Linked DNA regions of Homo sapiens: region 2 is linked to region 1. Evidence: chromatin contacts called from ENCODE Hi-C data. All regions are on one chromosome and are shown on one strand. Each heading gives the region's core, a stretch centred on a gene start or an enhancer-like site at or near the end of the contact. The rest is flanking DNA. Distances are from core to core; before and after follow the strand shown. Region 1 has its middle 140 kb from the start of FERMT1. Region 2 overlaps HAO1 (hydroxyacid oxidase 1).

Region 1 (4,655 bases), core at 74-2,573:
ATTACAATATGTTGTTGCAGTACTGTGAAACCAAAGCTTTATACTTTTAAACAGTTAAGTCTGATTAATGAAAGCAGAAAAAAAAAATCCCCTTAGACTTAGCAACAAACAGACTGTACCCCTGGACAACACTGATGTTGTAGCTCTCAGTGTTCTTCCCAGTTTTCTGTTGTAGGTCAGCTATGCCTCACAGTTTAAAATTGCGAATAGGAGAAAGGTATTGTTTTATTTTATTAGCTGTGGTAGAAAGAAACTAGATTTTATCTGAAAAGCATTTTAGACTCATAGGAAGAATAAAAGAATAGAAAAAAGTTTCTTTGTTGGCACTTCTTGATCTTACAGAATAGCATAATCTATTGTGATTGAGGTTCTAGAAATTAGAAAGGAAAGTTTGCTGTAATGGAGGGGCGTTGATTTGGAGGTTTGGTAGCAATGGAAATAGTCAAAACAAAAGAATTAATTTCAGTAAAAATTGTTTGTTGGACCAGATCCTCTGTGAGTGAGCCATGAGAAAAGACAAGGAAGTTGAGAATTGGACCATTTTAAAAAGAACATTTAAAGACTTGGATTCGTTTGCTTCTTTCTTGCCTACAGCTCCCATTTCACCATTTTCTTCAAATCCAGGCAAAATAAGATTCACTGATACCATCAGGCCTCATGTTTGTGATTATTTTGCTTATGTTTTAAAGTCAATTCTTTCCACAAAGTTGTGTATTCTCCAAAGATTTCTCTGATCTCGCTTGCTTTTCAGCAGATATTGGCAAAGACATTGATAGATGTTTCAAAATACTCAATTCATTCCTTGACTGCTTTTATTTCCCCCTTTTTGCTAGTGATGCCTAATGTATGGGCTATATATCTTTTGCCAGTGGTAGAGACATATTATTTTTACTGAAAGCAACTAAATATATAAGCTTTAATTTGAAAATGAAACTGTTTAAGAGGATCTTAGTTTTCATTTTTTAGCACTGAAATCCCTGTTGTCATCTTTGAGGAAGCAGTAGGTGGAGCTACAGGCTTTTTATCACGAAAGAATGTTTGCAGTAGCTGCCCATTGCCGGAATAACCTGAACAAGCACACATTTCCAAAAATAACAGAGGCATTTCCAAGTATTCCAGAAATATATGCAAGACTGTTTAGTCATTCATAATCACCGCTTTGCAAGTACTAGATTCTGTAGAAAATATTTCAGAAGCAGAAAAAAGATTCATAGAATTCCCTGTATTTTTAGAAAAGAGATTTTTAAAAAATGGAATTCAAGAGGGAGGGAGAGACACTTACGCTGTTCAATCATGTGCCACTTTTTTTCCCAGGTGGTGAAAGGGCCCAGAGGGGTAGCCGGGGGTGGAAAAAAATCTTTTCCATTTGCGTCAGAACTCTGAGGAGCTCTTCATTTCCCCACTCGATGAACTTTTTTGAGGCTCTAAACTGTGGTTTCAATTTTCTCTGAATCACAGAGGGGTAGCCTAGGTTAAGTGATTCTGAGGAGGCCAGAAGGCGCTTACAACAGATCGCTCCTGAGGACCGTTCCTCTCATATAGCCTGGTGTTTTTGACCATTTTCCTAAGAAAGAATTATGAAATGGCTTTTAATCTCTGTGAAAAATGTAGATTCTCTCCATGTAAAAATCACAAATTTTGAGAAATGCTTCAATGATCTTGTTTCAGGGTTCTCCAGAAAAGCAGAACCATTTAAAAAATAGAACATCTAGACTATTTTTTGACTAAACAATGGGGTACCATAGCCAAGCCAAGCTGACATCTAAAATTAACTATCATGGATCTCGTTGCTATAATCTGGTCTCAAGCCCCACAAAGAAATAATATATGTGTGTGTGTATATATATATATATATATATATATGTATATATATATATATATATATATATACATACTAGCCCATATATATGGAGAGAGAGGGAAAGAGAGATACCTTCACAGTGATATCTAGACTTGTGTTTGACCAAACAACTGGGTACCATAGCCTAGTCAAGTTGACATCTAAAATTAACTACCACAGGTCTCATTGTTATGATCTGATCTCAGAGAAGCCCCTCAGAGAAATGCTGAAGAATATCTTAAGGCACACCATTGCCCTGGATGTTAAGTGTTAAGGGAGGGCCACACGTGGCTGCAGTAGAAGAGGTTTACCACCCCTGACCCTGTTACTAAGCCTCTCCCTCCTACTTGTTTGTCCCATCCTCTCCTGGGGACAGCAAATTATGACATAAAGCTAGAAAAAAGACAAAAAGGGAGCCATTGCTAGGACTTGATGGATGAAGGCTGCAGACATCGATTTCTCTGCCTTTGGCTCTTCTAGACACTCCTGTTGATGATGACTTCCAGTTAGAAGAACAGCAGCCAAGATGCCTCCTGACTGCAGAGCTGGCTGGAATAGATCTGGCTGCTATAGAAGCCCTTCCTTTTTCATTCAGTCCTCACAGCAAACCTCTGATTTACAGGCAAAAAAAAAGGCTGAGAAAGGTTCATGGATTCTTCAACTGCTGAGCAGCTGCCATACCCTGGACACGACTCTGGGTGCTGGGAATACACACAAGTATGATAAGAACACACATATTTCTTTCTCTTACGGTTCTAACATTCTAATTCAGACAACAGCAAACAAAATAAGTAAATAAACAAGTGAAAAAGTGCAAATTCTGGCAAGTGATAGGAAGGAAATCAGTAAGTGGGCTGAGATAGAGTTTACTTGGGGTGTGGTGGGAAACCCACTTTTGGTGTGCCACAAGGAAGGCTGCTGTGGGGTGGTAACATCTAATTTGAGATGTAAATGGACTTAATAGACTTGGCTAAACCTTCCACTCATAAGTAAGAATTGGAGCTGGGAGGACATTTTGCTGTTGTTTTAACTCATCTATAATCTTTATCCATCACAACTGTCTACTAGCTTAGAAGTAGTATGAGATAAAAAGATCTGGTATTCCATTTCAAATCTAAGAGGGAATTGTGAATGCCTAAGCAAAGGCTGGTAGGTACTTTGTGAATGAACAAATGTGCCTGAATCTCAAGAAAGGAAATGCTAGACAATCTTAAGCAACCCCAGCTAGAGTCTTTCAACCACTCCTGTTACTCAGTTCTTCCTTCTCTGTAGCCGGAATGTTTCGTGCTGTACCTGCAAACTTCTTCCTTTTGCCTTGTCCTTGGCTAATGCAAAGAACTAACTGGTGGTTGTCCTTTTTTGTAAGAGATGCCTGACAGCCTGACCAATTTGGAGAAACCCTGTCTCTACTAAAAATACAAAATTAGGCAGGCATGATGGTGCATGCCTGTAGTTCCAGCTGCTCGGGAGGCTGAGGCAGGAGAATCTCTTGAATCCAGGAGGCGAAGGTTGTGGTGAGCCAAGATCATGCCATTGCACTCCAGCCTGGGCAACAAGAGTGAACTCCTGTCTCAGGAGAGAAAAAAAAAATGCTCGACATGCTTCTCACTTAGATTAATATGTCACATTTCTTTCATTAGCCTGTTGTTGTGGTTCATATTCTCTGATTGTTTAATGGTCTTTCAGGCTCCACATAGGTTGTACAGATGGTCCTTGAGGCAACCGCAGAGGGCGTCATTCACGTTGCAGGTGTGTCAACAATAATCACAGTGGTAATTTGTTGGTGTGGGGTAGAAAAGAGTCTTAACAGGAGGGAGGCACTTCCCCTGCATATCTCCTTATCAACCTCCCTCTTTCTTTCTAATGCGCAAAGACACTTAGGATGATATGAAGTGAGTTTATGCATTTTTTCTCTCCCCTTAGCACTGTGAAGGCACAGGGAGGATATCATATAGGGCATTGTCCATTTTCTTCTTTTTACTGCTGACAATACCAGCTTTTCATTTGGTGTCTGGAAGCCTCCTGAAATTACATGGGAAATTTTGTTCATAGACTTTTTTTTTTTTTTCCCCTGGGGTTAGGGTCTATTGCTTTCAACAGACTCTTGGAGTTACCTTTCCCCAAATAAAGAATTTCTTACTTTCAGGATTCCCTCAAGTATAAAAGGGGTGGTGAAGGCAATGTTTCCATCTCAAAACAGAAAGGATATTCTTTACTTGAACTATTTGGAGAGTCATTTAGGAGGATGGCTGAGTGTAACCAGCAAGCTATGTTCATTTGGTCCTTCTTGAATTTCTTTTCATCACTTCCTCTCACTCTACCCACTGGTGGTCTGTTGGAGGCTCATAGCAATACCCTTCCCATTGAACCTTCTCTGAGAATACTCTGAATTCAGTGAGATTTTCCCTTCTTCTCCACTAAAGATGCATCTTTGGGTCCCATTCTGCTGCTCTACAGTTGACAGTCAGTCTGCATGGTGATTTAGTGGTTATTTGTGTTAGCCATTCTAGACAACAAGCTTCTTTTTATTAATAATAATATAAACAGATGACATTTGGAAAGTACTCTCACCTGAGAGGTAGATTGGCACCTTAAACCTAAAGAAGGATGCCAAGTGGGAGAATCAAGTTGAGAGAGAGAAGATATTGGGCAGATAGGACAAGAAGTACTTCTCAACTCATGGACACAAAAAGGAAAACAATAGTCACTGGGACCTACCAGGATATGGAGGGTAGGAGCAGGGAGAGGATCAGGAAAAATAAAGAATGGGCACTAGGCTTATTACCTGGGTGATGAAATAATCCATACAACAAAC
Region 2 (4,149 bases), core at 1,034-3,533, 1.7 Mb after region 1:
AAGAAGTGAAACAAGAACATGCTTTTCCCTATCCCCACCCTAACCTGTTCACAAATTTCCATGGGGGGAGCTGCAGAGTGAGTCTAAGGGGCTGGCAGCACTTGCATAGTCCAAACATCAATCAGTAATACTTGGAAGAAAAATTGTAAAGTTCCCAGTGTAAGTTTTTGGTTTCTCTACTCTTCCATTTGCAATGTAACTATAAATATAATGATATAAAAATAAATGAGATTAATATCCTTGTTTACTATCATCCATTCCCCCCACTCCATCTCAAAAAATGGGCTACGGCCAGTGGCATGATTTCTGTTTTATAGAATAAAAGTTAATCTCAGACCCACCCATAATAAAGATTTCTATTAGAGTTAAATCACATGTCCTAGGGTGGAAAAATGCCACAAGGGTCTGCAATAACCTGACATAAGGTAAGTGTAGCTCGACCTTTCTAAACTGCCATTCAATAGAGGGTTGGCTAAATTTCCTATACTATGGAACCTACAATCAATGGCTGAGATTTAAAAGAACTCATCAAGTATGAATGCAGCTACCTCTGGGGACGCTAATCCGGAACTCCAAAGTACAGTGATTTAAATGAGCTAGGACAGGTAAACAGCTTTGGAAAACAGCAAAAACTGGCAGTGTTCTCCCTCTGGCTGGGAAATGCAATTGTTCTTCTAGAGCTTGGCAGAGTTTTGTTTTGTTTGTTTGTCACATCAAGTCTTAATGAAAACATTTATTTCTGATCCAGGTAATCTGGATGTGAAGAAGCAAAAATAGGAAATCCATTGTGTACATAAATTTTAGGGGCCTGCATACTAAGCCTGCCTGTCCCAGGTTTTTATCAAAGACTACTGTGAACACATCTCTTAATTATCTAGAGTCTCCTTGTGACTTCTCACTCATTTCAGGCAGTCATTCTGAACTTAATAGGCTCTCAGAAGACCTTGAGGGTCTTCAGAAGGGAACAATATCCATCTACATCTAATAGTGTCATGTGTGAAGACCTGAACTATGCCTTTGGCTTGGAACCAACAGGAACTTTCATCCCAGGCTCTGATCAGGGCTTCTCAATCTTTGAGGAATCACATGGGTATGTTAACAAAATTCAGATTCTGACTCAGTAGGTCTGTAGTGCGACCTAAGATCTGCATTTCTAACAAGCTCCAGAGTCCTGCTGACGCTGATGTTCCAAGGACCATACTTTGAGAACCATGAGGTAGATATTTTCTTTCAAAAGGACTCATCCAAATTAGTAGAATATGTGTGATGTCCTGAGCAAAGTTGGGGCTCATTGAAAACGGGAGGGAAATATGGAGCAATGGCAGTGAAGTTGGTAGTGGTTGTCCCATGGTTTGCCAATGGCCCGCCATGCCTTGCTGATAAATCTGCCTTTCTTCTAGCCTGGCACCCTCTGGAGAGGGTCACAGGTACATTTGCCACATTTGTTTATGTATTCTTCTCTTATTAGTTTTAAAGCCAAGGAATTAAACTGTGTTCGCATAATGGCCCCTCAGTACACTTAACCATTATCCCATGATTTTGGTTTGGTTTAGTTTGGGTTGTGTTGTTGTTGTTGTTGTTGTTGTTGTTGTTGTTTGTTTGTTTAGCTTGCTTATCTGGGATTTGTCCAGCTTCCTAGATCTCAGATCAGAAGCAGAAGTGAATAATAAATAAAAATAAAATGGTATAAGATGAAGAAGAGAGCGCTTACTCAAAGCTGAGAAAGCACAAGTTATCAATTATAAAATAGTTTCCAAATGTTTAATGTCAAATCCAACAATCTTACACACAGAAATAAGATGATGAACCATCAGGCAAAACTGAAGTTTATCATGCTGGGCTTGATGAGGAAGGGAATTATAATATATTTGAGAATGATGTTCATCCACAGCCACCACCACCACCACAAAACAATAGAGGGAAATAGAAAATATTAGTTATCAATGAGAGTAAATTATTTGGAACATCAATTCATATGGGACTAATCATATACCTAGATTCAAGCAGAACAATTAAGTAACATGTTAATTTAGACCCAAATAATTTCTTTGAAAATAATTCTCTTTTATGGGAAGGCAGAATCAAATTTCCAAATTATGGTTTTAAGGAAAAAGAGGAAAGAGGAAGCAAAAAAGTGTAATATGTTCAAAGGGCCTAAAGTGTTGGGGTTTTCTTAGGTGCATTTGATTAAAAAGCTCCTACAAAACTTAGTCATCAAAACAGCTGCACTGAAAATAATTTTGTTGAGAAAACGCATTTTGTCATCTGCACAGGAAGTCATTACGTAATGGGGAAAATATGCGATGACCAAGTACCAAGCAGTTGTGTGGTTCTAAACTCAGGGCCTGTCATAGTGAAGTGTTTGTATAACTGTGCACCATAATGTCCATTGAGTGTGTCATCCTATCTTCACAGGGGAACTACCATCATAAAGGTCTTCACAGAGGATCTACCATCACATAGACGCAGTCAACATTGTTTTATGAATGTCTAAAATTACAATTGAGATTAACCAGAAAAATAAAGTTCTGAAGTCAGTGATCTAAAAGAACAAACCTTCAACTACAATTATGCTTGAAATACTTAAAAGTTGTCAAACAGATCTTAATTTACAATTTATGGAACTGAACCAATTTAAACACTGCCAAGAAAGACCAAGAAACCAGATTTAATCGTTGCCGTGCTTTCATCATGGCCCATTGAACGAATCCGGAGCTATATAATCTTGAGTGATCACACTGCCACTACACCTCTAGACCTCTTTTTTACTTATGAAAATATTTTCAAGGAACAATTAGTCTCAGGGACATCTTAGCTCTCCCTTCCTTGTTTTCACTGTATTTCTAGGGCAGAACTCTGCAACAGACTAAAACATTAGCTCTACTGCAGTGATTCCTGTGTTATTATTCTGTCATTTTACTGAATTGTCAAGTCCTGGCATAAATGGCAGATCATATGGAGACCATAACACAGTGATAGGCCTTTAAATAATGGTTTTAAGGAGTATTGAGTTTGCACACAACAACTTCAACCAACCTCCCAGTGTTTAACAACTTCAGTGTTGGGATACACATGTGAGCCTCTGACTTTTTTCACTGTCACATTTTAATGTCATCAGGCACATTAATAATTCTGAGAAGAAGCAATCTCATGCTCTCAAGAAAGCCACCCAATAGCTTAAATTTTGGTGCAAAATCGTAGAAATCACTCCATTCGATGACTGTCTTTAATATGGCTAGATTCTAATTTTTTAATAGGTGTTTTAATCAACAATCTTGTTTCATTGCAAAGTGATTTTAACACTGAAGCCACTATTTATATGAAAATACTTTAGCAATGAATTATACATTTTAGTATATGTATATATATCAAATGTCCATAATCTTTTAATACATATATAAGCATATGTAATACGGATGTGTGTTTGTGTGTGTGTGTGTGAGTGCTTACACACAGAAAGAGCATGTCACTGACTTTTTATTGTTAGAAAAGCAAGTCTAAAACATAAAATTTGGTTACACTTTAGAGTGAAACAGACTTAGGTTCAAACCCCATCACCACCATTACTGGCACTAGACCTTGGTCAAGGGCTTCCTTCTTCTCTACTGTCAAACAGAATGAGAATTACTTCACAGGCCTATTGTAAGGATTAATCACAAGAACGTAAAGTCCAAGCATTGCACCTGATACATGACAGGCACTCCACTTCAGAAAGAGTAAAAATGTTCCTTAAAGCAAGTCCAGTGCTTTGCCTGGATTAGGTAAAATTGAGAATAATGGGGATATTTTCCTAGTAGGTATGCTGAAACATATATCTAGTCGGTCGCCTAGCACAACACATAAATATATAAATCAATAAAGCTTTCAAAAAATACATCGTTTGGGTTTAGAGCAAAGGAAATGACAATTCTTCCTGTTGAATGGTCTTTCACTCATTGTTAAGGTTGATCACTTAATCTTGGAAAATCCAGAAAATTCAACAGCTAAAACTCTCACCTACACCCTAATGCAGTCATCTGGGGTCTGTGTGGCTCTTTGTGTTACTCTGCAATCTGTTCCACCTGCATCTTAATAGGTGGTCAAGTCATAGCTGAGTCCCAAAACTTCACTTTGGAATGTTCTGGCCTTTTAGGCTCAAAAAGAAAGTGT

The links. Hi-C counts contacts between places; a loop is a spot of excess contacts on that map. Pooled maps may share reads with other maps.
Region 2: a loop to region 1 is called in a map of MCF 10A, with 8 times the contacts of the local background. The contact joins two enhancer-like sites. A Hi-C loop is called at or near these places in 2 of 168 maps with a recorded cell type or tissue (HCT116 and MCF 10A) and 2 of 50 pooled maps.

What each region holds. Positions count from the first base shown.
Region 1 is chr20:6,264,373-6,269,027 of GRCh38, forward strand. No RefSeq gene overlaps it. Among named protein-coding and RNA genes, the nearest start is that of FERMT1, 140 kb to the left of the region's middle. Within about 2 kb of position 1,324, at least 2 of the 41 ENCODE cell types and tissues checked have a DNase peak (open chromatin) inside an H3K27ac peak, as active enhancers do.
Region 2 is chr20:7,922,633-7,926,781 of GRCh38, forward strand. All of the region lies in intron 2 of HAO1 (hydroxyacid oxidase 1), which reads right to left. Among named protein-coding and RNA genes, the nearest start is that of HAO1, 16 kb to the right of the region's middle. Within about 2 kb of position 2,284, at least 2 of the 41 ENCODE cell types and tissues checked have a DNase peak (open chromatin) inside an H3K27ac peak, as active enhancers do.